7 separate regions of the Mus musculus genome follow, and regions 2, 3, 4, 5, 6 and 7 are each linked to region 1. The links are chromatin loops, found by intact Hi-C in ENCODE. Cell type or tissue: left cerebral cortex. All regions are shown on one strand.

What was found. Hi-C counts contacts between places; a loop is a spot of excess contacts. Peaks named below come from ENCODE experiments on the same cell type or tissue, not always from the same donor. Only the 100,000 strongest peaks of a DNase experiment are listed, where the experiment ranks them.
Region 2: it touches region 1 in a loop (4-fold over the local background); 21 of 42 quality-filtered maps call a loop at or near these places.
Region 3: a loop joins it to region 1, with 5 times the contacts of the local background. A loop is called at or near these places in 14 of 42 quality-filtered maps.
Region 4: it touches region 1 in a loop (6-fold over the local background); 38 of 42 quality-filtered maps call a loop at or near these places.
Region 5: a loop joins it to region 1, with 4 times the contacts of the local background. A loop is called at or near these places in 4 of 42 quality-filtered maps.
Region 6: it touches region 1 in a loop (2.3-fold over the local background); 18 of 42 quality-filtered maps call a loop at or near these places.
Region 7: it touches region 1 in a loop (9-fold over the local background); 31 of 42 quality-filtered maps call a loop at or near these places.

What each region holds. Positions count from the first base shown.
Region 1 is chr15:85,581,389-85,585,388 of GRCm38, reverse strand. It overlaps Wnt7b (wingless-type MMTV integration site family, member 7B), which reads left to right and starts at 3,568. Exons shown (of 4, transcript NM_009528.3): 1 at 3,568-4,000. The coding sequence starts at 3,939. AU022754 (expressed sequence AU022754) reads right to left here. Exons shown (of 5, transcript NR_040433.1): 1 at 3,972-4,000; 2 at 902-3,139. In left cerebral cortex, CTCF peaks have their summits at 1,660 (motif pointing right) and 2,145 (motif pointing right); DNase peaks (open chromatin) are centred at 1,690, 2,166, 2,849 and 2,942; H3K4me3 peaks cover 871 bases.
Region 2 is chr15:85,462,388-85,466,387 of GRCm38, reverse strand. Atxn10 (ataxin 10) reads right to left here. Exons shown (of 12, transcript NM_016843.4): 11 at 3,921-4,000; 12 at 2,551-3,467. The coding sequence ends at 3,465. Among named protein-coding and RNA genes, the nearest start is that of 7530416G11Rik, 39 kb to the left of the region's middle. In left cerebral cortex, a CTCF peak has its summit at 1,847; a DNase peak (open chromatin) is centred at 1,382; H3K27ac peaks cover 555 bases.
Region 3 is chr15:85,386,653-85,390,652 of GRCm38, reverse strand. Atxn10 (ataxin 10) reads right to left here. Exons shown (of 12, transcript NM_016843.4): 7 at 3,497-3,662. Among named protein-coding and RNA genes, the nearest start is that of Gm23517, 37 kb to the right of the region's middle. In left cerebral cortex, a CTCF peak has its summit at 1,762 (motif pointing left); a DNase peak (open chromatin) is centred at 1,827.
Region 4 is chr15:85,314,043-85,318,042 of GRCm38, reverse strand. No RefSeq gene overlaps it. Among named protein-coding and RNA genes, the nearest start is that of Gm34337, 3.1 kb to the right of the region's middle. In left cerebral cortex, a CTCF peak has its summit at 2,200 (motif pointing left); a DNase peak (open chromatin) is centred at 2,205.
Region 5 is chr15:85,400,569-85,404,568 of GRCm38, reverse strand. All of the region lies in intron 9 of Atxn10 (ataxin 10), which reads right to left. Among named protein-coding and RNA genes, the nearest start is that of Gm23517, 51 kb to the right of the region's middle. In left cerebral cortex, no CTCF peak of the experiment used is centred here; DNase peaks (open chromatin) are centred at 1,167 and 2,485; H3K27ac peaks cover 1,264 bases.
Region 6 is chr15:85,492,381-85,496,380 of GRCm38, reverse strand. It overlaps 7530416G11Rik (RIKEN cDNA 7530416G11 gene), which reads left to right. Exons shown (of 5, transcript NM_001256072.1): 3 at 1,616-1,771; 4 at 2,064-2,334; 5 at 3,014-3,645. The coding sequence starts at 1,649. The coding sequence ends at 3,099. Among named protein-coding and RNA genes, the nearest start is that of 7530416G11Rik, 8.8 kb to the left of the region's middle. In left cerebral cortex, no CTCF peak of the experiment used is centred here; DNase peaks (open chromatin) are centred at 1,887 and 2,077; H3K27ac peaks cover 1,595 bases.
Region 7 is chr15:85,264,919-85,268,918 of GRCm38, reverse strand. Fbln1 (fibulin 1) reads right to left here. Exons shown (of 17, transcript NM_010180.2): 16 at 3,538-3,669. Among named protein-coding and RNA genes, the nearest start is that of Gm34337, 46 kb to the left of the region's middle. In left cerebral cortex, a CTCF peak has its summit at 1,990 (motif pointing left); a DNase peak (open chromatin) is centred at 1,994.

The DNA.
Region 1 (4,000 bases):
AGAATGCAAAAGCAGGTAGAACTCACAAAGGTGAGTTCAAGGCCAGCCAGGGATACATAGAGAGACCCTGTCTCAAATAAAAACAAAGTTAGAGCGGTTTTATATTGTGGTATTAATATTACCATCCTATCTTAGGGACAAATGATAAAGGAAAAGTTCTAACCAAACAGCGATGTCTTTGTGTGTCAAACAGAGAAGGAACCAACCATTCTGGCCTGTTTAGTTAACTTGATACAACTTAAGAGTCATTTTGGAATAGGGAAGCTCAATGGAGAAAATGCCCCCACCAGACTGGCCTGTGGGTAAGATAATGGGGCTTTTACTTGGTCAATGATGGACGTAGGAGAACCCAGCTCACTGTGGGCAGTGCATGTATGCTCCTGGGATAGTGGTCCTGGGTGCTAGAAGAAAGCCTGCTAAGCAAACCAAGAGGAGCAAGCCAATAAGCAGCATTCCCTTCAGGACTTCCCTTCAGGATTCCTGCCTTGACTTCTTGCTCTAATCTCTTTTGATGGTTGACTGGGGAAAAAACAAAACAAAACAAACAAAACAACTTTACCAAGTTTTTTTTTGGTTATGGTGTTCATCCCAACAGAAAACCCACATAAGACACCATCCATCTATGCACTCTATGAATGTACGCATCCATCACTCCTACCCACCTGCCCATGCATCTGTGTACCCATCAATCCACTCCCCATTCATCTATGCATTCATTACCAGCACCCATGCACCATCGACCCGCATACCCATTCGTCCAGATATACATCCACCCATGACTGTTCACTCATTTTGGGGTGGATATTTCAGAAAAAAAAATCACTGTATTAGTCAGGGTTCTTTAGAGTCACAGAACTTATGGGAAGTCTCTATATAGTAAGGGAATTTGTTGATCGCTTACAGTCTGTAGTCCAGCTCCCAACAATGGTCAGCAGCAGCTGTGAATAGAAGTCCAAGGATAGAGCAGTTGCTCAGTCCCAGAAGGCAAGCAGGCCAAGGAGAGAGAGAGAGAGAGAGAGAGAGAGAGAGAGAGAGAGAGAATCTTCCTTCTTCCAATGTCCTTATATGGTCTCCAGCAGAAGGTGAGGCCCAGATTAAAGGCGTGTGTCACCACCCCTTTAATCCCAGATGACCTTGAACTCAGAGGTCTCCCTGTCTTAATCTTCTGGATTTCATAGCCACTATGCCTCAAGATCTCCATGGTCAGAAACTTGTATTTCTCAGCCTCCAGACTAGGATCATGGGTGAGCCTTCAGATTTTGGATTGTAGTCCATTCCAGATATAGTCAAGTTGACAACCAGGAATAGCCACTACAAACACCATGGAGTATAGGAATGATGATGGTGGTGGTGGTGGTGGTGGCGGCAACGACGACGACAAGGAAGCACAGGCAAGGATAGCGGAGCCTGGCTGAACCCACAGATAACCAGGTCCTCAAACTGTCCTGGCTCTGGAGCCTTCTGTCTTCTTCATACCAATCCCAACCTAGCCCTTCGGAGAGAAGCTTCCCGGTAGAAGCAAGTCCCCACCGTATCCCACAGACAGATGTGGGGGGTCTTGGAGCTAAGCTTTAACCCATCTTCTTCAAGCTGCAAGGTCAAATGACGGGTAGGAGGCCCTCTGTGATTCTAGGTCTCCTAGGACGCCTGGGCGGTGCTGCTTCCCACCTGCTGTCGGCAGGGGGCAGCACGTCGCTGTGTTACAGACCCTATGCAGTACTTCAGACAACCCTGCATTCTGTTTTGGGGAAACTAAGGCCTAGAAGCAGGTCGGGTCCCATCTACCAATAGAATTACCCACTTTTCTCTGACATAACCCTCCTAGAGAATCCCAAGGCCAACCCTATCTTGGGCCTCCCGATCTGACAGGTCTGGAGATGGGCTAGGAATCTTAAGACCCCAGGATTGTTTGGTGTTTGTTTGTTTGTTTGTTTGTTTGCAGGGAGGAGGAGGCACGCGTGGATGCTGTTGCTATTCCAGCCCCGATGCAGCCACATAAATATTTTGTCTCACTAACAGACCCCAAGACAGGGGTTGTTGGTGGGGACGGTGGAATAGCCCCCAGACTCCAAGGCAAAGTGAGGAATCCCTAACCATTTCAAGTCCAGCTCTTGTGGCAAGCGTTGCTCCCTGTCGCCACGGGATGGCAGCATCCACCTGCCAAGCTACCAGGCTGTTCTGCTTGCTCCCAGCCACCTGGCCCAGCTCAGCTCCCTGCCTACCAAGTTGTGCGACATCCAGAGTTCTTGGTTTCAGGGGACAGTGGTGTGGGACTGCAACTACCGTTTGACATCTGTGCCTTAGTTTCCCTGCTTGTGATGTCCAAATTCTCCTTTCTAAAGAGTCCTCCAACTCAAAACGATCTGCACAGCTGCACCTGCCGGCTTCTGGACCTGGGGTTCAGGAGCGACTCTCTCTCTCCCGGGTCGGGTCGTGGCAAAAGTTCAGAGGATTTGGAGAGATTAAGAGGGGATTAGGGGCAGGGACGGTAGCTTTTGAGCTCGAGGTTCCGGGCTGAGGACAGCGCCCCCTCATACCCCTCCTCATTTCCACACCAGGCAATTGGGTGTTGGCCAGTTTAAAGACGAGCGCCCTCCGAGTTCATCCCCTTGTCATAAGGGCGCCATTTGATGCTGCTGTCCGGGGCTGTAGACGCTTGAAAACCTGGCACACACCCCCCACCCACCCACCATGTGTCTGGTTACTAGCTGGTCCGCTGTGCTAAGACAGACCTAGCTGTGACAGGCAGTGTCCCTGTCACCCATTTATCCAGGATAGGATCAAGCGAGACACACCACAGGATGTGCCAGGCACCTAGGCCAGTCTGACTTCCCACTTTAGCGGTTCAACAAGAATCAGATCTGACACCCGCCCGCATCGGACAGGCCTGCAGAGTGAGACAGAATCCTCAGACTGGGACTCTCCAAGGATGCCTTTCTGAGTCTCTCTGTCATGGTGCCACTTTTAATGCTGGGCAGGCTGGTGTGTCTACCAGTCTCAAGTCCCACGCTCTGCTTGCGCTCTGCAGTGCCGGGCACTGGAACGAGTTTTCCCCGAGTTTGTTGGGCAGGTAACAATGCCTGATCCGGAGTTGTGGCCCTGGAAGCACCCACGTAGGTAACGTCTAGGGGAAAGATGTCTGCACATAGAAAGGAGATGGTGGTGGGTGGTCTCTCTCTCTTTAACTAGAAACTGGAAACCAAGTGACCACCAAGCCCTGAGCGGGTAGTTTCTTAGCCCCCGCCCCTACCCCCACCTTCACTGTCTCTGAGGAGCGCAGGTGTCTCTTTGGAGCCGCACCCTCTCCCCTCCCTCCCCTCTTCCCACGCAGTCCTGGGAGGGCGATCGGAAGGGAGCTGGCCTGGGGAGGGGGGGCGAGGGGTTAGATGCGTTCGTGTGTCACGGGGGAGGGAGGAGAAAAGGGAGGGGAGAGCCAGGGAGCGCGCGCGAGAGAGCGCGCTGCGAGCGAGGAGGGCGGGCGGGAGGCGGATCCTCCTACCTGGGGCGCGCTCGCCTGCTCGCGGCTCGCTTGCCGGGGCCGCGAGTCACCTGGGGAGGCGGACAAGTGCGGACACATTGGCCGCCCCGGCGCACCGCGAGGCGCGCACGGCCCCAGGCGGCTAAGCCCAGTGGAGGCAGCGCCCGCCCGCTGCTCCTGGCCCCGGCCTGCGCTCGCAGAGTCCCACGGTCACTCCGCTGGGCTCCGAGGTCGCGGTTCCCCGCCCGGGTCACTCCCCCGGGCGCACGCGGCGGCTGCGGCGCCCTGGGCTCACCATGGTGGCAACGCGTGCCGGGTGCCCACGCGTCGCCCGCCTCCCGAGCCGAAGCGCCGGCTGAGCGTGGTCCTACCGCAGCTCCCTGGCTCCTGCCCGGCCCCTGCCCACCCGCGCGTCCCCTCCGGCCGCAGCTGTCTATGGCGCAGCCCCCCTCCCTGGATCATGCACAGAAACTTTCGAAAGTGGATCTTTTACGTGTTTCTCTGCTTTGGCGTCCTCTACGT
Region 2 (4,000 bases), 120 kb after region 1:
AAGGCTCAGGGGGCTAAGTGCTTTACTCAAGGCTACTCAGCTAATAACAAGTGCAGCTGTGAATCGGACATTGTGATTGTGAAATCTAAAATCTTCATGGTTTCCTTTGTGTTGTGTCTTGGGCAACACAGCAGCCTATTCTGCCACAGTTAATTTCCATGCTCCCAGGAAAAACAGCCACATGTTTTTCTCACTCATTCTTATCCAGTTAATTATACCGATTAGTTGTTAACATCTACTGCTGTGTGACCTTGGACCATTTTAGCGAGTACGCTGACTCAAGCTCTTATTCCTATAAGCAAGCTCTTTCTATGATTACCTGTTTCCGTCCTCAAAGGCTCTGGAGAGGTGGGCCGCGCTATGATCCAGGTCTGCAGAGTTGAGAATCACAGACTACTCGTGCAATCTGTTTCAGTGTCTGCTGGTGACAGAGCAGGACCCTAGCTCCTAGCTAACAGGGGACCCAAGCTCTGGCTCTAGTGATGGAGAGCAAGCACCACACACACACACCAGTAAACAAAGGACGCAAGTCAAGGTCTTAAAACAGAGAAAGAAGACAACAGTTGGCTTGGATATGGTGGCACATGCCTTCAATCCCAGCACTTGAAGGTGGATCTGTGAGTTCAAGACCAGTCTAGACTACATAGTGAGTTCTGGGCCAGCCAGGGTACATGTTGAGACCCTGTCTCAAAAAAAAAAAAATTAGCAAATACTTAAAAAAAAACCCAAATCTAGTCATACTCATGGATTTTCTATGGCTATGAGAAGAGTGTGACAGTGATGAAGGAGTTAACAGTATAGCCACACATGGACAGAAAAGGCTTGGCTTAAAAATTCATATATACTGTAGACAACAAATCAAACTTGTATAGTTAAACAGGATGTAGCAGTTGATCTACAAATAAGTATGTAAACGTGTGTAGAGGGGAGAACAAGCATTGTGCCAGAGGAAAACGACCCCAGAACTTTGAAAGCAAGAAGAGAGGCTGACAGGGGCTGAGGGATCAGAACCTTGGACAGCACCGAGCGGCCTTTTGGCTCCCTCAATGGACTCTATACTCTCTGGGATTCTGGGACCATTCCTCAGCCTCTCTCTCTGCCTTTAGACACCTGACTGACTCGATGCTCTACAGAGAAAAGCCTGCTATGTGCAAAACCTACGATGATGGGATCATTTCTAAACAGGTTTTCCTCATGCAGAAATTACTGGCTGACATCTTTTAAGTTTTTCTGTTCTTGGATAGAAATTAAAAGACTGAAAAATAAAAGAAAAACTACTACATACAATTTAAATGGCAGGTGGTGTTATGAGTCACTTCAGAGGAGGACAGATTTAAGATACACAGGCAGACATCTGAGCTTCAGCGTGCTAACGAGCAGTCTTCCTTTTATACCCTAATCATCTCTCTGTGTCTCCTTCTGCAAGAGTGTGATCTAGTGCTTCCTGAAGTGAGTGCCGTGGTCAGATTCTGAGACACTGAGCCAGTTAGGCACCTTGACATTTTGCTTTTCAATAATCCCCAAGCAACCATGAGACACATGGACAACTTCTAACGGGACAGCCCTAAAATTGTGAAAACACGTTTTAAAGTCTCTCCTATGATAGGAGAGCGCTCTGCAAATACTTGGCCTTACTACCAAGTCGAGAATCCTTTCTTTTCTATCTGTGAAAATGAAGTAGACCAGAAGCTTTGTCAGTTTGCTCTTGAAAAAAATATGGTCACAAAACTATTCTTTTTAGCTTTACAAATTTTGTGGGGCTACCCTGCTTCCCACCCCCACAAAGGGCTGATTGAGGTGGCAAATTAATCCTCTATAGGGTGTAAAACAAGGTTCTGGGAAGCCCCAAGCCCTCTGGTGGAGCACAGGGAAGCTGTTGTGTTCAGCCCTTCATCTCCAGGGAATCAAAAGGAGCCACAATGCAGTCATCAGCATGTTTTCACTCTGGCAAGCCCCACACTTCCTATTTAGAGCACACAGCCATACCCGATTCTGCATTCTCACAAGGCTCCTTTTATTGATTTGTGTTTGTTATTATATGGTGCATACCGACATGTTTGTGTGACTCCACTGGTGTGTACACACCCATTGAGAGGAAAGAAGAATGTCCGTTGTAAACTTGTTAAAAGGAGAAAGGGCCCCCCGCTGCTTTCCCTTTGGCCAGACCGCTATAGAGAAAGGATTTTAACTCTTGGTGCCCCAGAAGGGAATGGCTTCTTTGTGAATTTTACATTTTGCAATGGCTGAACATCTCAAATGCATCCTAACTGCTCTAGGCTTCCAATCTGATGTTTCATAACAGACAGTGAGCTACATATGGGGAAACTGTTACTTCATCAATAGCTCAAGCCATTCTTGGAACACAAGGTAATTGGACATAAAGAAACTTACAAGAACTCGACTTTGGGATAGTATTTTCATGAAGCTTTTGGATGGTTCTTTACTGGCTTCACTTCGGGAGTATAAACATGAGTGTGATGTCTCTGGATAGTTTAGTTCTGAACAAGCTTGTTCAGGAAAATAATGGTAAGCCCTCTACAACATGGCCCATCAGATCAAGGTGATTTTATTAGTGATTCAGGTAGCTACAGAGTCCAGTGCCTTCTATAATCCAGTTTTACCTGCTACAAAAATAGAACTAAAGCTCGATACCAATATATCCTCGCTCCTCCAGATTAGCTTGTCTCTGTGACAGCCACACTTTTAAGCAGAAGAGGCTATGGACGCCCCGTTCACATGAGGCACAGCACACTAGAGGCACTGCACATCAAAAAAAGTACAATATTCCTTTCTGTGTCAGGCAGCATGGATATGGGCAAGATGTCAGCATCACTTTTAAGGAATTCTTAACTCTAAGTCCACCTGGGATGCAAACAGTTAAGTGGCCACATGGTCTCTCACCCATTCTCACGGCCTTTCTAAGACAGGGCTCTGTGACAACGCAGTGCATGGAATGAAGAGGGTGGGTTCTCAAATTAATTAACTGGAAATGAGTCATGTCAATGTTTTGGAAAGGCAGAAGGGGAGAAAAGAGATTGGTAGAATTAATCACAGTGAGAAACTTACTTCAAGTGCCCGCCAGAGTTCAGAAATCCAATGAGAAGCAGAGAATCAAAGGGATGAAGCACACTTGCCATCTGAAAGGGCGTGCAGAATCCAATCAAGGGTCCCAGTCTTTGCCGAGTGAGGGCTGTGCCCACAGAGACGTTTATTACTACAACAGTAAGCACAATGTATATGACGGGAAAGCGAGTTCTACCCAGAGGGACAAAGGTGAGGCAGACAGTAACACTTACTGCAAAGAAATAAAGAAAACGTCCACTTGTAGCTTACACTCATTTACTCTAAAGGATTAGGAGGCTCCCTCATCTGTACCCTACATGTCCAATACTTGTGATTTCATACACTGCAGAGATGAGAGGTCCGTGAGATGGAATCTGAATGTGTTCATATGAAGATGGCATTCACTATGGAAAAAAAACAGAAACAGCATCATAGGTACAGCACATCTATTTACAAGAACCATCAGACAAAGGAGAAATCAGAGCTCTGCAGGTATCATGGTACTGGGGGACTGGGAAGATCCTTAAAGGACGCATGCATCAGCACACAAACTCTTGCAGTGACCTCTGCTCCTTACAGGAAAGTCTCGTTCTGGTCAGGAACTTGTTTCTGCCATGAATACACTTCAGCATCTTTTGTATGTCATGCTCTGCATGAGTTGTAGTTTTAAGCAAATGGCATCATAAAGTCTGCCCAAAAAGTTATCTGCAGTGCTATTCAGCTCTGTCAGTAACCGTGTCAGAAGGCAGCTTCTCTAGTCTTCCATGTTCCCTACTGAGACCTCTCACTTCCAAGTCACAGAGATGCAGGGGCAGCTTTCTGGGAGGGACTGAGGACAGCTTACAGAGGGTACTTACAGGCGGGGGGATGTCATTATTAGACTTCAGAATCAGTTTATCCCCACTCTTTTCAATTTCAAAGCCCATTTTCTTCAGTA
Region 3 (4,000 bases), 190 kb after region 1:
ACACAACCAAAGCTTGGTTCCTGATCTCAACAGGCTGGAAGGAGAGAACTGCTCCTCCTGAGTTGTCCTATGACCTCCATACTCCTGCAGGCACATACACATGCCACACCTTACAGGACCAAATAAATAAATTAGTAAGGAAATGATTACAAAATTTGGAAAGGCTAAAAAGAAAAACACACCCAGTAAATCTACCTGTATTCAAATGGAAGGAGAAACAGCCACATGTGTGGAAAAGCCACGCTAGACAACAGTGCACTCACCACTGTGAAAAGGAAACGAAGCAACGTAAGGGTCGAACACACAAGGAAAGCCTTTGTACAAAACAAACTGATACACAAATGGCTCTGCAGAACAGAGGAGGGAGCTGGGCAAACCAGAAACTTCTTAACTTTGTTTCACTGACATCAGCTAAAGAACTGTTTACAGAAAAGTGAAATATGAGCAAAAGTAAAAGGGCAAAACCATGATCCTTATCAGTCCGTGCAATCAGAGATACCATTCTTACTCATTCCATGGGCTCATACTAATTGCTACTGCAGAAAGTTGCTTAATATGTGGCTGCAAGAACCAAATGACTACAAACCCCGCCACCTAACAACAATTCTGATTTGCACAGGAATCAGGAAATAGAAACTTTCAAAGGAAAGGCGAGGCTCAGGATGAGTAACTAAGAGTCAGTAAACTCAACCTTAGCCTATGCCAAAACAGACTACGTTTGTGTCAAACCTGGAAATGGGCATATAAAGTACAGCAAAGGCCAGCATGGACGCTCAACACTCAGCTACTTCTGCAAAGAGCATATGAAGAAAGCCTCAGGGTTTCAACCTACACAGAAAAAAAACCCTCGACAAACACAGCTATTTTCAGTCAGTCTTCTGAAAATGTTATTAATTGCATTAACTGTCTTGCCTTCCTAAGAAATCACTGGTGGCACCCGTGCTGGCCAGTGGCTGGCAGAGGCACGGCAGAGAGAGAGCCCTGATGTGCACTCACTAACTTCCACGATAACCCTGACAACCAACCGAAAGTCAGGCCATAGATACCTAGATATGAACGAACAACAGACTCTCGGCAGTCAGCATCACCCAGCTCCAGCCTAGGACTGAGAACATGGTATACTGGACAAGGGTCTCCTTCAAGCCTATTGTAGCTTTTCATCCCCACTTCTATCTCAGAGTATAGTAATGCAAATGTGCATGCTTCCTCCTCCCTTACAGGAACTACTATTTGAAGGGAAAATCGAGGCTGGAGCAATGGATCAGTGGGCGAGAGCTTATGCGAGCTTGAGGGCCTGAGTTTGATTCCTTGGTGCCATGTGAAAACACTGCCTGTGCCTAGAACCCAGCACTGAGGGAGAGACAGGAGACCCAGAGTGATCCAAAGCCCATCAGCCGAGCCAAAAGGCAAGCTACCAGTTCAATACGCCACCCTGCTTCAGACAGTAAGATGGAAAGCACTAAAGGAAGACACCTGACATCCGCCCTGGCTTCTTCATATACACACATGAACATGTGCATATCCCCTGCACGCATCACACACACTCACACGCACGCACATGCACACACTCCTGCACACGTGTACAGAGAGAGAGCAGGCGTATCCCACTATAATACTAAAATTACTTTAAACACAAGTCTTGTGAACAATTTAAAGTCAGATGTGATTTAACAAATATTGAAGGATTTTTTTTTTATGTTTCCTAGAAAATTAAGTTTTAAATGTTTTTCAACCACACCTCACTGCTCCCCCTGCTGGGAACAAAAGCAATTGTCCCCAGAAAGGTAAATCAGTGCTGAGATGTCCTCTTTTCTTTTACAGGAAGAGAACTCATGTCTACCTGAAGGCAATCAAGACAATAACCAACTGGCATGGAATTCAACCACAAAGAAGGCAGTGCACTCCCACTGTGACAAAGTGTCACAAACATGACTTCAATTACGCCAGAAGTCAAGAAATTCCCAGGCTCGCACGTCACTGCCCGGAGCACACCAGGATCTCGTTTCTGCCTCGCTGCACACCTTTCCATGCTGAGGGAGGGTCCACTCTGGAGTCCAAGCTCACGCACCAAACCACTGCCAACAGCACTCCAGCATCAACTACTAAAACGTATTTAAAATCTGATTCACTGAGGTATGGTTTACATGCAATACATACCTTTAAGTATACAAAACAGAGCCTATCAAACTACACAGCTATGACTAACATTTCAACAAGTTGCCTGTGTCCCTGTGAAATTATGTTGACCCCCGACTTAAGTCCCAGCGAACACGTGACCTGTTCTCTGTCATTATCCACGAGTCTAACCTACTACTAAATCTCACAGAAATGGCGTCCTAGTCTAGCTTATCCACCTGCTCAAATGCTGCTCCAGGGTTGTCTTTCATTTGGTCCCAGAGCTGCTTCTATTCTGCTACTGAGCAGTGTCAAAGAGAGAACAATTCTGACTTTAACTCAAATAAAGGCCAAAGAAACAGTCCAAGCAGAGGTTTTCCAGTGGGATGGAAAATGGTAGGATAGAATTACTGCCAAGTAGTTTCCGTAGCCTTTAGGAGAGAAGGGGTCAAGAAAGGAGAATGTGACCAGGGTTAACTGGGGGAGGAGGTGAAATGGTGTGCGGGAGGGGTGGAGTTAGAAAGCCCCTACCCTAGGTAGGAAAAATAAACTTTTAAAAAACAGCTCAGACTTGTATTGAGAAGTTATTTGTTTGTTTTATGTTTTATTTTAAGAGATTTATTCTTTTATATGCATGAGATTTGGCCTGCCTGCTGTATGCCCTCAGAGTCCAAGATGTTACATTTCCGTAAAGCGGAATTATAGATGGTTGTCAACTGCCAGGTAGGCACTGGGAAGCTAGCTCAGGGCCTTTGTAAGAGCAGCAGGAGAGTGTGGGCACTTAACAACGATGTGACTATGTAACGTGACTACAGCACTGAAGGCGAGCAATGAATGAGCAGAAGCAGAAACAATCTCCACATCTCATTACAGGGATTACCCATCCATAAACTCATTCAGAATGTGTGTTCAATGTCTATGGAACTGACAGGCAAATGGCACAAAACCCATCTAAGTATGTGCCTTTAACACATGCCTGTGGATCTATGCTTAAAAGTATCAACAGAGTTATTTTACAAGCTATTAATGTGGGCAGGGTTCCCCCTAATCTATAGTTTCTACGTTCTCTAACAAAGCCACCTATCACTCAGAGAGTTCACTTAAAACCTTGATAGGGGCTGGAGAGATGGGTCGTCAATGAAGAGCTCTCCCAGGGGACCCTCATTCAGTCCCTAGCACTCACCTAGGTGCCCTACAGTCACCCATAACTCTCGCTCCGGAGGATCTCACACCTTCTTTTGGCCTCCACAGGCAACAAAACACACACACATAAATAAAGACAAATCTTTAATACCTTTTAAGAAAGAAATCTCATAGACATCTTGAATAAACTAGAAAACCTGTCTGCTCTTCCCCTCCAGGCCCAGATCTGTGTCCTTACCTTATCCTCGGTGTGAGGCTCTGAGGTCAACTTCAGCACGTTCCTGCACTGATCCATAAATGAGTTTGCAATCAACTCGGCATGGCGCACAAAGATAGAGATGTCATCCTTTGTCAGCTGCTCCTCACCCACTAGCTTGGCTATCACTATGTCTAACAGTGTGATCCTGAAAAACAGAGGAGTCCCACCTGAGTACATAACAAGTCTGCTGTGCAATGCTGAGAATGACAGTTTCAGAGTTACTCTCATTCTTTTTTAACCGTATTTTAATATCTAGCTAGAAAAAAGCTTTTATTAATAAAGCTGTCAATTGCCAGTTTTTAAAAAAAATTTAAGTTTCTTCTATGTGACTTAATAGCAGCAAGAACTTTTTCATATCCATCACTTTTAATATTAAAATAATTCAACATTTCATAAAGGTTGCCAATTTAAGTTTTAAGAAGTGAGCTATCAAACTTATTCACTATTTGACACTGATCCACGTACTACACACATTATCTTATT
Region 4 (4,000 bases), 270 kb after region 1:
TTCTTCTTCTTCCTCTTCTTCTTCTTCTTCCTCTTCTTCTTCTTCTTCTTCTTCTTCTTCTTCTTCTTCTTCTTCTTCTTCTTCTTCTTCTTCTTCTGTTTTTCAAGACAGGGTTTCTCTCTATAGCCCTGGCTGTCCTGAAACTCACTTTGTAGACCAGGCTGGCCTCGAACTCAGAAATCCGCCTGCCTCTGCCTCCGGTGTGCTGGGATTAAAGGTGTGCGCCACCACCGTCCGGCAGAAATAAACTTCTTAAAAGGCTCCATGGATGAGGAGATTCACTCTTGGGGAAAGTTAATATACACCATCTCTTTCTCTTTCCCTACAATTTCCACGATAACCAGTGTGATTTCCTCTTTGTCTCCTTCTCCCTCCTCCCCTATCCTTCCTTATCTCTCTTTTCTCCATCCCTCCCTACTCCTTCTCCTTCTCTTCCCCCTCATCTTCCCCCTCCTCTTCCTCTCCTCTTTCCCCTCCTCTCCCTCCTCTCCCTCCTCCTCCTCTTCCTCCTCCTCCTCTTCCTCCTCCTCCTCTTCCTCCTCTTCCTCCTCTTCCTTCTCCTCCTCTTCCTCTTTCTTCTCCTCCTCTCCCTCCTCCTCTTCTCCTTCCTAAGACAGATTCTCATTATGCAGCCCAAGCAGTCTGGAACTTGGGGTCCCCTGCCTCTGGGATTACAGATATGCACCACCCTGTCTGTCTGTCCCAGCTTCTTACAACAAATATCCTGCCCACGTGGAACCTCCAAGCTGGGCTCGAGGAGCAAACTCTCCCTCAGAGGCTGCCTCACTCCTGCCATTCAGCCCATCCAAGTGGCTGAGCAGGGCCCCACCTTCAAGCACTGGCATCTTTGCCTGGAGCACTGCCCAATCCTGTGTCCCAGGCACATCCCTGACAGGCCCTGTCTGGCTTTAAGAGGTACAGATGGACAGTGGTCAGTGTCCCCCTCAGTGGGAGGGGGAGGGGCAGACACGTTCTGTGACGTGTTTGCCATGAGGCTAGTGTTTCATATGTTAGCCACTGTCATTACCACAGGTTTCCCCACCCCACTGCCACCAACTACATGGTCATCTCTGTCCTCTGCCACCTTAGGAGAGTGACATGACTCAGTGGCCTTGTCTAGACTCCCCCAAGGATGAACGCCAGCCCAGAATGACTATCCCCATCTTCGGGTGCTTTCCAACTTGGTTTTTCATTGTTTCTCTTTTCACACGCATAGCCAACACCACACAGACAGCACCCCAGATAAACAATGTTAAGTAATTGATGGGTTGCCCCTCCTCGTCCCCCCTTGAGACTTCTGGGAGAGATGTTTGTACATGACCCGGGATGAACGGAAGCAGACTGGATGGGGAGGGGATTGGAGTCCCCAGCTACTCCCCTAGAGCCAAGAGGCCTTTGCTCCACACTGGCGTCTCTTGTCTCTGCCTCCAAGCGACAGTGCACGCCTTGCCCTGCACCAGAGTGTCCTGTGTCTTTCCCCTGTGCCCCGACAAAGCCTGTGCCACGACAAAGCCTGTGCCACAGTGTAAATCGACACTGCCCCCCAGCCTCTCCAGGCAGCTCCTGCACCCAGTCTGACTTTATCATCTTGGGCATTACAACACCTTGTTTCTTTTATGGTCACAGCCACTCTAGTTTTGAATATTTTCTTATCTCTGTCATCTGTTTACTTTGCTCTGTTCAATGACATTTAGCCAAAACATTTTGCACTCTGCTGTCTTCAGGGAATACAGAGGTTGCAGAGACTCGGGGTGTCAACCTAGAAGGCATGACAGACCAAGGCAGGCAGGCAGAGGTGGTTGGCAGGTACCACACCTGGAGATCAGGAGCTGAGACACTTTTTTTTTCCCTGTGGCAGGGACACAAGGAGGCCACAAGAGCCCAGAGCAGCACCAGGCCTCCTCTTCTGTCTCAGAGGCTCAGAGTGGGTCCTTTCTAAGGAATGCTAGGTGTTTTCTACCTCGGAGGTAGCATCATTGTAAAGTGAACATGTTACAGGGAAAGGGGTCCCCCAAAGAAGGGAAAACCTGCTGGGGAGACCAAGCAGGGAAGACAGACAGAAGCATGACTGTCTGCAATGGAGAATTCCGAAATGTGCTGGAGGCAGCTCAAAATAAAAATAAAAATAAAAATAAACTACCAATCTGAAGAAAGCTACACACTGCCCGGAGCACAACAAGCAGCCATTGGAGGCCACAGAGTGCCACCTGGTGGCCATCAGGGGAAATGCTTTGTGTAGGTCTCTGGGTCCACGTCAAGTCCCAGACACTGGTTGGAAGTCTCTAGGGTCCATCGAGAAGTGGAGAGAGAGGGGGCGGGGAGGTGGAGGGGAGGGAGAAGGGGAGAGGAGGGGGAGGGGGAGAGGGAGAGGGAGAGGGAGTTCTGCCCCATAATTCTCTGTGGATTTTCTCCCTCTGCCAGCCCCCAGACCACCACCACACACACCCCTTTCTCTACTCCTAGCAGAGATTCACAGCCATCCGAAAGCCCAGCTCTCAGCTCCGGATTGTGCTGGCGGTAGTGCTCACAGAGAAAAGATTCTAGTTCGAGCTAACCACAAAAGTCTGGGCTAGGAATGTCTCCCTGCTCCTTCTCAAAGTCGGCTTCTCTTCTGTGGTATCCCGTTTGTTTTTGCGCCGACTTCTGTTTTTCATGCAGCCCCTAAGAAGGGCTTTCTCATTCCTTGGCAAACACGGCTAAGTGTCCCTGCCTCCTCATTCTTTAGGGTGGGATCTCTAAACCAGGCCAATTTTACCCTGGACAACCCTTGACAATGTCTGAAGAAGACCTTCTGGGCCGTCACACCTGGTGGAGGGAAGCCGCTGCTGACCCCTAGTGAGAAGAAGCAGGTGATTCAATGTCAAGGCCCACACACCAGCCGTGCCAAGGTCACCAGGGAGAATCCTAGCTGTCTCAGGAACCAGGACCCTTCTAGAAATCTGCTTCCTTAGTCTGTTATAGGACCACAGTACCATATCTGTCTACCTACAGCTCTGACTGCAGTTTTGACTCAGCAGCTACCTGGCTATCCTGGGCTTCTTACGGTCAATCCATCCTCCCTCGGTGTTTCTGGGCAAAGAACTTGGGTCCAGTTAAGAGACACACATCACACCGCAAAACCAGTATCATCCTTTACACGTACACATTTGTATTGAGCGGATTTGATTTTAAACGATGATTATTATATAACGTTCCCCCCCAGCTATCCCTTTTAACAAAGAAACGGTAAAGGCTTGCTAAAGCCCCGAGTAGCAGGCAGAACAAAGAGAAAAATACTCTTGTCAAGTCAAATATGAAAGGCCTAGCGCCCCTAATTATATCTTGGAAGGGATGCTTTGTCCTGGTGACACTCGGGCTGGCTTTGGGCCAGCTCAGGTTTCCCCCTTGAAGATTTTTAGGAAGTTTCATGATATGGAGACATTGTTGAAAAAAAACCCAACTGCTTAACTTCTGCTGAGCAATCTGCTGCAGAGATCAAACCGGCTCCTGCCACTTAGGCGGCTGAGAGCACCACTGGTTATCTCTGGCAAAACGAGCTTGCAATTTTAACCCCGGGCTGCTCAGAGAAGTCAGGCCACTCTGCCTGCTTTCCACCGGCTTTTTGTGTGTGATGTTTCCAAAGGGTCCCCAAGGAAGCTTGCTTCAGAGGTATGGACTGATTCCTGATAGCCGTCGTTCTGCATTCACATTGATTATTAAAGGAGTGAAAAATATTGTTTTTTTTCTTTTGTTACAAAGAAAGTGGTAAGAAAGGCAGCTCCCTCCCTCCCTCTTTCTATCTCTCCCTTATTCCCCCCTCTCTTCCTTCCCTCCTGCCACCTCTCTCTCTTCTGTCTGTGTGTGTCTGTCTGTCTGTCTGTCTGTCTCTTTCTCTCTCAGACAGAACCTTGCACCATACACTCTGCCACCAAGCTATATCCCCACCCCCAATTCAGTTCCAGACACAAAACTCTGAAGCAGCCCATGGGTTACTCTTGTCCTGTTGTAATTTCAAAATTTT
Region 5 (4,000 bases), 180 kb after region 1:
CTTCCTTCCTTCCTTCCTTCCTCCCTCCCTCCCTCCCTTCCTTTCATATTTATTTATTTTATTTTATGTATGTGAGTATACTGTAGCTGTACAGATGGTTGTGAGCCTCCATATGGTTGTTAGGAATTGAATTTTAGGACCTCTGCTTGTTCTGATCAACCCTACTTGCTCTGGTTGACCCCCTGCTTGCTCAGTCCCTGCTTGCTCTGGCCCAAAGATTTATTTATTTATTATTATACATCTATATTTATATATTTATATTATTATTAGAAGTACACTGTAGCTGTCTTCAGGCACACCAGAAGAGGGTGTCAGATCTCATTACAGATGGTTGTGAGCCACCATGTGGTTGCTGGGATTTGAACTCAGGACCTTTGGAAGAGCAGTCAGTGCTCTTACCTGCTGAGCAATCTCACCAGTCTCAGAATCTTTTCTAATGTTAAATTGGCAAGAGGTGGATAAACCTTCTGTGATGTCAGGAGGTGGAGACAAAAGCAAAGCACAGTTTGAGGACAAGCTTACAAGACAGGAGCCATGGGCCCTCCATGTTTAAAGAGGACAATCCCACAGAACAGGAACAAATTAAAAACCCCTAAGTCACTAGGAGAAAGTCCACTGAAGAGATGGGGAAGCGGAGAGAAGGGCAGTGGAAAAGACAAAGACAGAGATATACAAATTGAGAAAAACGGTAAACAAGGGCCTAGGGGAACACCAAATGCAATTGTCTTAAATAACTAAAAGCAAATGTAAGCAGGTAGCACAATGAAAGTCCATTTTTAAAACAGCACAAGAAGGCTCAGAAATGAAATCTCTGATAGTCTCCAAAGGCTATAACTGTCCTCACATTCCAGCTAAATGCAGAAAGAGGCCAGCTGGCAAAACCCAGTGCTGAGCCACAAGCCAGGCTCACAGGCACCGGCACTCCCCTTGTGAGCGAGGCCAGCCCACAGCATGATGCCCATCCCCTGCTTCCCTCAGCTTTTCACATAGGCACCCGGCTCATCTTGAGCTCAGTGGAGCCTTCCCATCTCTCTGGTACACACCGCAGTCACTCAATCTCAGGCTAGCCTCAAGAACTCACTTAAATGGCAAGTTCTTACATCTGTCTCCCTGTGCACATGAATTCCTCAAGAGGGCACTATGCCAAATCCATTTCTACATTCTCACTGTCTAGAACACCAGCTGGTGCAGAGCAGATGGCAAATACATACTTAAACTAGAGTTCAGGTCCCTGCCATGGTTACAGAACAGTGTGGTAGCTCCTATCTGGAGAACTGAGTAGAAATGGCCTCTTTCCAACTGCTACCCAGCAGTAACACAGACTTGAGTTAAACATCACAGCATGGGAGACTCGATGCCATTCTCCTACTAAAATATAACAGTATGAAATTAAATTCTACCAAAATAAGATAAGCTTTGAAAGAAAGAGATGCCAGATAATTACTTCAAAACTGATTTTTTTTCTGGTATTTAATAATATAACTCTGATCCTTTGCTGCCAGGAAAAGCAAACAATTAGCCATGCCAAAGGCTGACAATGCTGTAGATGTATGCTAGGCAGTTCCATCTTTTTTGCTCCCTCAGAAATGGAAGGGGCTAGTTTAACACTTGAAATAAAAACTTTCCCATTTTCCCAAACTAATGACAGCTACAGAGATAGAAACTTTACAGTGTCAAAATTACTTGGGTTTTCATTAGATTCTGACATGCAATAGAAATGTGAAACATGCACTCATTCACCAAAAGCTAACATGCCCAAACCAGCAGAAGGTAAATACAAATCTTATTCCTCTGCAGTAGAAAAAAAGAAACCCAACACACTACAGGATTGAATAATCTTTCCATTTTTGTGTCCTTGCCTCTGCCTCTCTTTCACACTGACAAATTGATATGCACTCAAGAATGCCCCTGATCACTTCGATATGAGTTTTTAATTATTTTTGTTAGTAAAATTCCCCAGATCATATGCTAATGTTTTAATTTTTTTCTATAAAAGCCGAATTGAAATTCTGATAAACCCTAGATACTGGCTGAACAAGGTAAGGACATGTGCACAGATCATGCAAAGGGAACAAAGGAAGGAAGACTGGCTATAGTCACCATGGTGGCCATTTTCCTCCTATCAGGGACAAACAGGACCTCTAGATCCATGCCTCTGTGTGTGTGTGTGTGTGTGTGTGTGTGTGTGTGTGTGTGTGTGTGTGTTTTCCTCTTAACTTTCAGGTGCTGTAAGAAAAAAACTAAACAAGCTAAAAACCAAGCCTGCTACATGTGCACTCGAAGGCCGGACGTTAGCATCAGGTGTCCTCCTCCATCACTCTCCACCTTGTCTTCTGGGACAGTTTCTCACTGAACCTGGAGTTCAGCAGTTTGACTCAACTGGCAGTAGGGTAGCACGAGGAAGCACAAACCATGGACCCCTGGCATGCAGCAGTAACAGCAACAGATGGCTCCTGCAGTTCCTGTAAGTCTCCCTTTTAAAGCATGCCATGCCCCTCCCACACAAGAACAAGCTGACTACGCCTATTACAAAACAGAAAAGGAGGAGTCCTGAAGTCCAACAATAAAACATCGGCAGTGCTTTAGCTTTTTTGGCAGTACCAGGGATTGAATGTAGGGCCCTACACAGGCGAGGTAGATGGTCTACCATGGAGCTACCACGGCAGCCTTCCTCTTTGCCTTAAAAAAAAAAAAAAAAAGGTACAGCTGCAACAAACGAAATCTCTGAATGTATCCTCAAGATAGGAATTTTAATTTCACTTTCTGTAGCAGGAACTGTAAGTTCAAGAAACTAATGGTGACAGCTTGATTTATGAATTTTGACATATTTCTTGAACTTGGATTATATTACAAAGAAGTGGAATTCTAAGCGAGCCAGATCTTGTCTATACACTCAATCATCAAATCAATACGCTGTAACTCTGAGAGCATACAACGCAGGCAGGAGGACACAGACCTGAGACTGAAAAGTTCCTCCAGGGCTGGTGGCTCAAGAAGTAAGGGCGCCTGCTTGTACATGACGGACGAACTCCATTTGTAGAATCCACACGGGTAAAGGACAGACCTGACTGACAAAAGCTGTCCTCTTTTGTCAGTTTGTCCACAGTTTAAATGTCCACTTAATGTGTATGTGGGCACACATTAAATAAATGAGTAAGTGTGTGTGTGTGTGGGGGGGGGTGTCCTTCTATACGTTAAGACTGTCCTGGAACACATTTTAGAATAGATATAGAAAATACTTCTCCTCTTCAGTGGATAATGCCAAGAGAAAAATTCAACTATAAAAGCATTCGTGGTAGACCTGACAAGAAAAAAAAGTACTCTCATCCCAAGGGAAATTTTCTTACATGCTTTCAGTACTTTCCCCAAACAAGCCCCACCTAGAAAGAAAAGGCATCAAGATTCCTTTACTTAGTAAATTCCTATGGCATGTTATCTACAATTTCCATTTAAATATATATATCTGAGAGTCAGCAACATGGCTCAGTGGGTAAAAGAACTTGCCACCAAACCTAAGTTCAAAACCCAGAACCCACATAGTAGAAAGAGAACCAACTCCTACAAGTGGTCTGACTTCCATACTCACGCCATAACATGCATACATAGACACACATACCACCCACTCCTGCACAAAAATAAATGTAATAAAACTTTTTAAGCCATATAGTTGGGAGATGATAAATTAACTAGATCGATAACCTGAGAGGAAGGCTCAGGTCCATGAAGAGTCTAAGTAGTGTATCAGATCCTGTCACATTCAGTCCTTTGGACCCCACAGCAAGTACAGCAGTCTCCATTTGAAGCAAGGAAGCTGAGAACAGAACTGATGGCACTACAGTCAGTGGGTGGTTGACCAAGGAGCCACTTTGTGTTCACAGAATTTTAGTTATGTCTGCACTACTGCAAGCCACTGCCTGTTGTAAGGACTGAAAAATAGCAGCAACAGAACACAGCTTACTTTGTAGCGCTGAGAGACTAGGCACAGTCACAGGACAGTCAC
Region 6 (4,000 bases), 89 kb after region 1:
CCTCCTCCTCCACTTTTTCTTAAGACTGGGGGTCACCATAAGCAGCTAAGTTCAAGTCAGGCAAGCCTTTTTGTCTGTTCCCAGAGCCCCAAGAGCTGAGCTGTCACTACTAAACAGGTACCACCAGCCCAGATTGCATCTGGTAACTGATGTAAAGACTGCTGGCCTGCCTTCCTTTCAAGGCAGCCCCTCTTCCTGCTCACAGCAGCAACTGCCACCCATGGAAGCTTAGAGCTCAAGGCCTTTCTTCCCTCCCCCTCCTCCTCATACCCCTCTCCTCTCCTCCCATCTTCCTCCTCCTCTTCCTCCTCTTCTTCCTCCCCCTCCTCTTCCTCCTCCTCTTCCCTCTTCCTTCCCTCTCCCTCCTCCTCTTCCTCCTCCTCTTACCTCCTTCCTCCTCCTCCTCCTTCTCCCACTCCTCTTCAGGGTCTCTTTTTGCAACTGTCTTATCATATCTCTAGATGTCTCACTATATATGGAGCCAGTAGGGTTTTCTGGACCCAGAGTGCCAGAAGAGACCCAGAACTGCTCTCCTGTGATCTTGATCCTAGGCAGAGGCCACATGCCAGGATAACAGGCTAAGGGAGTTTGAGACCACTGGGTGACATTCATGTAACTGTTTCTCATCTGGAAAATGTTCTCGTTGGGCCTAACAACCCCAGCATTGGAGATTCAAGCATCTTTGTTTCTGAAGTGACTTCAGTTGTCACCCAGAAGATGACATGAAGGAGGAGGGAGTCAGTTGTTGAGAGACAGCACCTCTCTCCCTGTAGTGAGGGATAGATGGTCTGTTTGGGGGCTATGCCTGCTGTTTCTTCCTGCTTTGGGACCACTGGCCAGGTTCCCCAGCCCTTGGCCTTCACAATTCTTTCCCTAGAAGTTCTGGAGTGGGGTCCAGTCTGCAAGGGACCACAGTGCTTCTCTCATAGGCTATGAGTTCCCAGAGGATGGTTTTCCTCTGCTGGTGTCTTAGTCAGGGTTTCTAATCCTGCACAAACATCATGGCCAAGAAGCTAGTTGGGGAGGAAAGGGTTTATTCAGCTTACACGTTCCACATTGCTCTTGATCACCAAAGGAAGTCAGGACTGGAGGAACTCAAGCAGATCAGGAGCTGATGCAGAGGCCATGAAGAGATATTACTTACTGGCTTGCTTCCCCTGGCTTGCTCAGTTTGCTTTCTTATAGAACCCAAGACTACCAGCCCAGGGATGGCACCACCCACAATGGGCTGGTCCCTCTACTTGATCACTAATTGAGAAAATGCCTTACAGCTGGATCTCATGGAAGCATATCCTCCAGGGAGGCTCCTTTCTCTGTGATAACTCCAGCTTGTGTCAAGATGACACACAAAATCAGCCAGTACAGATGGGAACCTCACACAGGTTCCTGGCCCTTGTTCAGAACCGGCCAAGGCAGGTACTTAGAGCAGTTTAGAACATCCTTGCCTTGCCTGATGGCGGATATCCTCCAGCAGAGAGTGAGCCCCCGCTTTCCTTTGCTCATAGGACTTGCGCTGGGGTTGCTGGTGTGCGGTGGTGGCCATGGTGTGTCCCCAGGCAGCCTCTGAGTAAGGCACCACTTTAACCTCTCCACCTCCTGTTGTTCTTACCAACAGAACTTTCCAGAGTGCAGGCAGGAAGGGCGGAGGATGCTCACAAAGGGCACTGCCTGGATTGCTGTCTACAGAGGCTCGGCTCCCTCTGATGTTTTGAACCCAGGGGAATCACTGGCAAGAATTATTTCAGCTCCCAAGAAGGGGACTTGGCGACAGGTGACTTGTCTCGCAGATTGCTGAGGTGCTAATGAGTGCTAATTATAATCTGAATCGCCTTGCCAAGGCAATCTGTCCTGCTGGGGCAGGCGGGGACCAGTCTCAGGGAGTGAGTGGGTAGCTTTGGGGGATGGGTGTCTCTGTGTCTTGGTGCTGGCTTGGGGGATGTCCCTGTTCAGACGTGTTCTTGTATTCTAAGGGGAGAAGAGACATTCACACCTTGGAAAGCCAGGCGAGGTGAGGTGGGACCGACGGTGGCAAGGCCAGCAATAGCTTCTTCCTTTTTCTACAGACACAGAAGGAGCTGTGCGGGCAGAGAGGCCCAGCAGGGTTGCCATGGGAACGCCTCCTGATTGGAAAGGGATTCTATTGGGGTGCGAAGGACAGAAGGAGGCACCCTGAATCCTGTCTACCTCACCCATTCCCTCCCTCAGCCTGGGACCAACTCCAAGGCAGGCAGCCTCAGGCTTGCCCAGGCTTCTGGAGGGCTGGAGAAGGAATTGGAATTGACATTGAATTCCATGTATGCTGGAGCCTGGTCTCTATTCCACGGCAGACAGTAGGTGAGGGTTTAGCTTGAATGTGACTCCCCTAAAAGTCTGGACCAAGTTTTCTGAGCTTATAGCCTGAACTACCAAGATGGGAAATGGACCTACACAGGGTGGGTGATCCACCCATATAGTCTGCTCTAACATAGATGTGTGCTCTGGGAATCAGTGACAGCGTCTTTGTCAGATAGAGACACTGAAGCTCGGAGAGCTTGAGACAAGTGTTTGAGGCTACGAGGGGACCAAGAAGAGGCACAGCTGGTGAGAAAGGTGAGAAAGGGCTTGTAGTCATGGCTGAAGACTACATACAAGTGGCCTCCTATGACCAAAAGTGAGCAAAGACAGGGATCAGAAGCACATTGCACAAAGGCAGACGTGGGCTCCAAGCCTGCCAAGTTTGGCAGGTGGAGTGGAGGCCAGCTCTACTCCACTTTGGTGAAGAGAACCAGGGGTCAGCTGTGGGAAAGGACTCACCTTGGTCAAAGGCCAGAAGAAATGACCTATTTCCAATAGGCAAGCTGTGGAATCAGGTTCCCAGCAACAGATATACAGAAAGCCAGGCATGGTGGCACGAGACTACATTCCTAACACTGGGGAGGCAGAAGCCAGAGGATCAAGGAGCTCAAAGGCATCCTTAGCTATAGAGGGAGTTCAAGTCTAGCTTGGACTGTAAGAGACCCCTGTCTCCCAACAGCAACCAAGCAAGCAAATGGATGGAGAAGGAAATACGGGGCCTACACACAATGGAGATTTACTGAGTCTCCAAGAGGAACGGGATGATGCCATTTACAGGTAACTAGGAGGAGATCACATCAGTGAAGTCAGGCAGCCTCGGAAAGACGGACACTACACTTTCCCACCTGGTATGCAGGGTGCTGGTTAGTTTTCTTCAACTTTACACAAACTACAGTCACCTGGGGAGAAGGACCCTCCATTGAGGAGGTGCCTCCATCAGATGTGCCTGTCTATAGCGCATTTTCTCCTCCTTCCTTCCTTCCTTCCTTCCTTCCTTCCTTCCTTCCTTCCTTCCTTCCTTCTCCCTCTCTCTCTCTCTTATTATTATTATTGGTTTTGTTTTTTAAGAGGGAGAAAGAACATGAAGTTGGCAGTGCATTGTCTTTGATTAATGGCTAATGTGGGAGGCCCTAGCCTACTATAGATGATACAGCTCCCTGAACAGGTAGTCCTAGTGCTGTGTGCTATGTAGGAAAGGTTGCTGAGGCTCCTGCTTTAATGCCTGTGTTCAGGTCCTGCCCTGATTTACTGCTTTGGCTTCACTCAGTGATGAGCTACCAGGAATGAGTGAAAATAAATCCTTTCCTCTCCTAAGTTGGTTTTGGTCAGTATTTTATCACAGAATAAAAAGCAAAAGAAGGACATGCAGGGTGTGTGTGTATGTGTGTGTGTGTGTGTGTGTGTGTGTGTGTGTGTGTACATATGTAACATGAAAACAGAAGGGGGACTTTTGGGGGGTAGGACAAGATGGGGTAGGAGAAGGCTGTGGAGGATATGAATATCAGTAAAGTATTATGCTATCTTGATTTTGAACATGAAATTATATATGAAACTCTCATAATGAAACACATAAAATTAGTAAAATAGTTAATTTAGACAAAGGGGGGAATTATTCCCTTCTGTGCTTCACCAACTCTGGCTCTTCACAACCAACATTATGGCAGGA
Region 7 (4,000 bases), 320 kb after region 1:
TGTAGGGAGTGTCCACAAGGGTTGTGGCTTCGACAGGCAGGTATTCATCCAGCCCAGTGAGCAGGCAGGTGCCCCGGCATGACCATATACAGGCCCATGTCCATTGCCAGAGACACAGGAACCTCTTGAGCTTGGATGGGAACAGCAGGTGGCAGGCCCACTTAGTCCTGAACCATGCTTTTGCTGATGGCCAAGCCTTGGGGGTATTGCATAAAGTGTAGCCTGAAGTGTCGGAAGATACCCAGCCCCATGGTTTGTGGTTGCATAGTCTTACAAGGTCATTGGACTCTATTCCCTCCTTTGCCCAAGGGGAGCTTCCTGACCTGTTCCCAGGAGTCACATTTGCAAGGACTGAACAAGAACACGGGGGCGAGAGTGTGCAGTGGTGGCAAGAAGCCATGACTGCTAAGCTCCAGAGTTGCTTTATGTTGGGCCAAAACTCAGAAAACTCTATCCCCACAGTGGTCAGGACTGGAGCCATGTTGGGGGGGGGGGCGGGGGCGGTTTACTTCTGGGAGGGACATTTCCAGGTACACAGAGATGTTTCTGGGCAGAAAAGGGAGAAGGAATTTGGCTATAGGCAATCTCAGGGTAAATGTTCCAAGCAGAGAACTGGGAGCCTAAGACAAGAAGTCGGAAAGCAGAACCCAATCACAAACACAGCCTTCGTCCCCACTCAGGGCAACCGGCCCCACCTGGTCTCCCTCTCCACCCGGCAGGTGATGTGTGCACCAGATGGAACGCCCTGCGAACTTGCTGAGGAGTGGAAAAAGGCTGGGCCACTCAGTCGGCAGAGAGATGAGCCCCAGGAATTTCCGAAGGGCTGGGGTTCCACCCCCATGCCGCCCAAGCCTAGAATTCCAAAGATCAGGGCACCCATGACCAGGCGCGGCGAGGGGGACGCTCATTCCCCACGGCCTCGGCTGCATTCCATTCCCGAGCCGCCCACTGCCTGCAGGTTACCTGTGGTCACTCGTCACCCCTGGAGCCATCTCATGGCCAGCTGGGCCCCGGAATCACTAAGAAAAGACTAAGACTGACACACAAGTGGCCTTTGTTTCTTCTTCTGTGGAAGTGGCTGGGAAAGATGAGGCCTTCTGGCTCTATCACAAGCAGGACTTTCTGATGTAGCAGACAGGAAGCCAAAAAGCAGACGCACCCAAGACTGTTCTGTCTGGGGTGCAGCCATGACCCGCTCACTGGGACTCATCTCTGCCCAGTTTCCCAGCTTTAGACCACTCCAGGAACGATTTAGCTGAGAAGAGATGTGGAAAGAGGGAGGGCCCGTTCCTGAGAGAGCTGGGGTGGGCTACGGAGGCTCGATGCAACCCTGCAGGCTCACATCTCAGTATATTGATGGCCCAGTGCTCTCTTCTGGGGAAAGGTGAGCATGGGAGTGGGGGGCAGTATCTATCTCTATAAACACAGGTCAGCCAGGGCCAGTAACTCAAGTGTTCAGAAGTAACAGAGAGCAAGCAAACTGGAAGGTTCTACGGTTATAATCACAGCGGCCCAGGCTGTGTCACATGATAGCAATAGGTCACTCACAGGGCAAGCTCTAGGGGGCTTCTGCTGGCCAATGACAGGGTACTCATCTCTCATCCACACTTGAAGCAGGACAAACCGTTACCACACCCCCACCCGACCCCCGACATAGACACAACACCTCCCCTCATCCATAGCTGAAGGTGAGACTTAGGACGGCTGGCGGCCGGGCTGCATGCCCTCTCCTTGGAATCTCAGAGAGGGCTGCTGAACCATTAATTGTAATTAACTAATTATCCTTGCTGCCAAACAGCGGAGGAGGAGGCCGGGGGTGGTGAGCCCCCAAATGACTCAGCCATGTTTACAACATGCAAACCCATTTAAGAGCTTGTAAAGTTGCTATAAATGGCTCTTTGGCAACAGGAGAATAACGATTCCCTTTCTCTAGCTGCCAGTTTAGCAACTGTCGGGGTTGAAGAAACAGCCTGGATGGAGGTTTTGGAGATCCAACAGCGCCACCTGGAGGCCAAACTCATGGTTCGGCTCCAATCCAGATCTCACAGGCCTGAGACTAGAATAAAAGGAAAAACTGATGTATGTGTGTGTGTGTCTGTGTGTGTGTGTGTGGGGGGGGGGGGGGGGGATTATCACCCAGTTTCTCAAATGCTTCAAAATGTTCAGAGTGTAAATCTAAGTCAGAAGTGGCAGATAAGACCGTTTTCCATCACCATGAATAAAAGTTACTTAAAGCACTGGAGAGATGGCTCAGCAGTTAAGAGGACTCACTGCTCTCAGAGGTCCTGAGTTCAATTTCCAGAAACCACTTGGAGGCTCACAACGATCTGTAACGGGATCTGATGCCCTCTTCTAGTGTGTCTGAAGATAGCTACAGTGATTTATTTATCATATAAATAAAATAAATAAATCAGTACTACTACTAACAATAATAATAAGTTACTTAAAGACCATCTGGGGGCCGGTGAGACGGCTCAGTGGTTAAGAACACCAACTGCTCTTCCGAAGGTCCTGAGTTCAAATCCCAGCAACCACATGGTGGCTCACAACCATCTGTAACGTGATCTGACTCCTTCTTCTGGAGTGTCTGAAGACAGCTACAGTGTACTTACATATAATAAATAAATAAATAAACCTTAAAAAAAAAAAGACCGTTCTGATGAGCTACTGTGACAAAGGTCACAAAGTGGAATGACCCGCTGGGTGCAGTCATGACCCACCGGGCATTGGTGACATCATACCAAGACTCAACTCTGCCCAGCTTCCCAGCTTAGTCCACTCCAGGAGCAATTTAGCTGAGAACAGCAGATATGGAAATGGCCTCTGAGAGCGTTCAGGGCGAGCAGGTCCTACTGAAGGCCCACAGACAGCAACAGGGACCACAGTCCTCTCTACAGAGACCGTGTGGCTTCCAGGCTTCCCTCCCATCTCCCCTGTGGGTGTTTACCAGCCCCTGTCCCGGTGTCTGGCGAATCCTCTCCACTTCCTCTTCACCAAGCCCACATGAAACCAACACAGAAGGTTGCTCTGTCCCTGCCTCCTTTGTGCTTCTGGGACACCGACTGTCCTGGGGGGTTCTTACCCACTGACACCTGGGGAGGGGTGACAAGTGGCTGGAGATTGCACACTAAGCCAAGGTAGTTAGTTGCATGGCTGGGACTAGATATGGGGTCTTCTGAAGTCCAGTTTGCTTATCTTCTCACGGCGCCATGGGAACAGCAGACAGACCAGCTCCCACTGAGCAAGGCTTACAGCCTGGCTGGGGCACGGCCTTCTAAATCCAGCTATGAGAGGCAGGATCTATTTTGCCCACCTACTTGGTAAGTGGGAAGACTGAGGCTGACAGAGTTTACAGGAGAGTCAGTGGTACGGCCGGGGTGGATCCCCGGGGGAGTCTTTCACACTAGGCTCCCCAGACTTGATTGAGTAGGAGCTGCTGGCTAGGACCTGGCAGCCAGGTAGAACTGGCCTCTGATGGGAGTGAGGAGGGTGCAGATGACCTTGGTCAATGCCCTGGGCATCTCAAGGGTCACTCACCCACAGTCATGCCGTCCTCATAGCGCTTGATGATATCAAAGGAGTCTCGAAGGTTCCCTTCTGTGATGTCGAAGATGATGTCGGCCTGGTTGGCGGGGTACAGCGGTGTGACAGCCCTCAGAAAGATGATCTCTGCAGCAAGGATGATGGCATGAGAACACTGTAGCACTGGCGCAGCCCTCCACTCCACTCCACTCCACTCCACTCCACTCCACTCCACCCCCCTCCTCCCCAGAGACTTGCCCCCCCTTCCTCGACCCAAACACAACGAGGATTCACTCCTAAGGCAACATGGCTGAAATCACCAACCCCCTCCCCTGTGTGGAAGGGTAGAGTCCTAGCCCTCACATCATAGCCAATCTGTTTCATCAGTGGGGAAACTGAGGCAGTTTGACAATTCTTATCTGCCCTGAGGTCATGGGGCCAGCTGGCAGCGTGGACTCAGCTGGGCTGTGGTGGATGT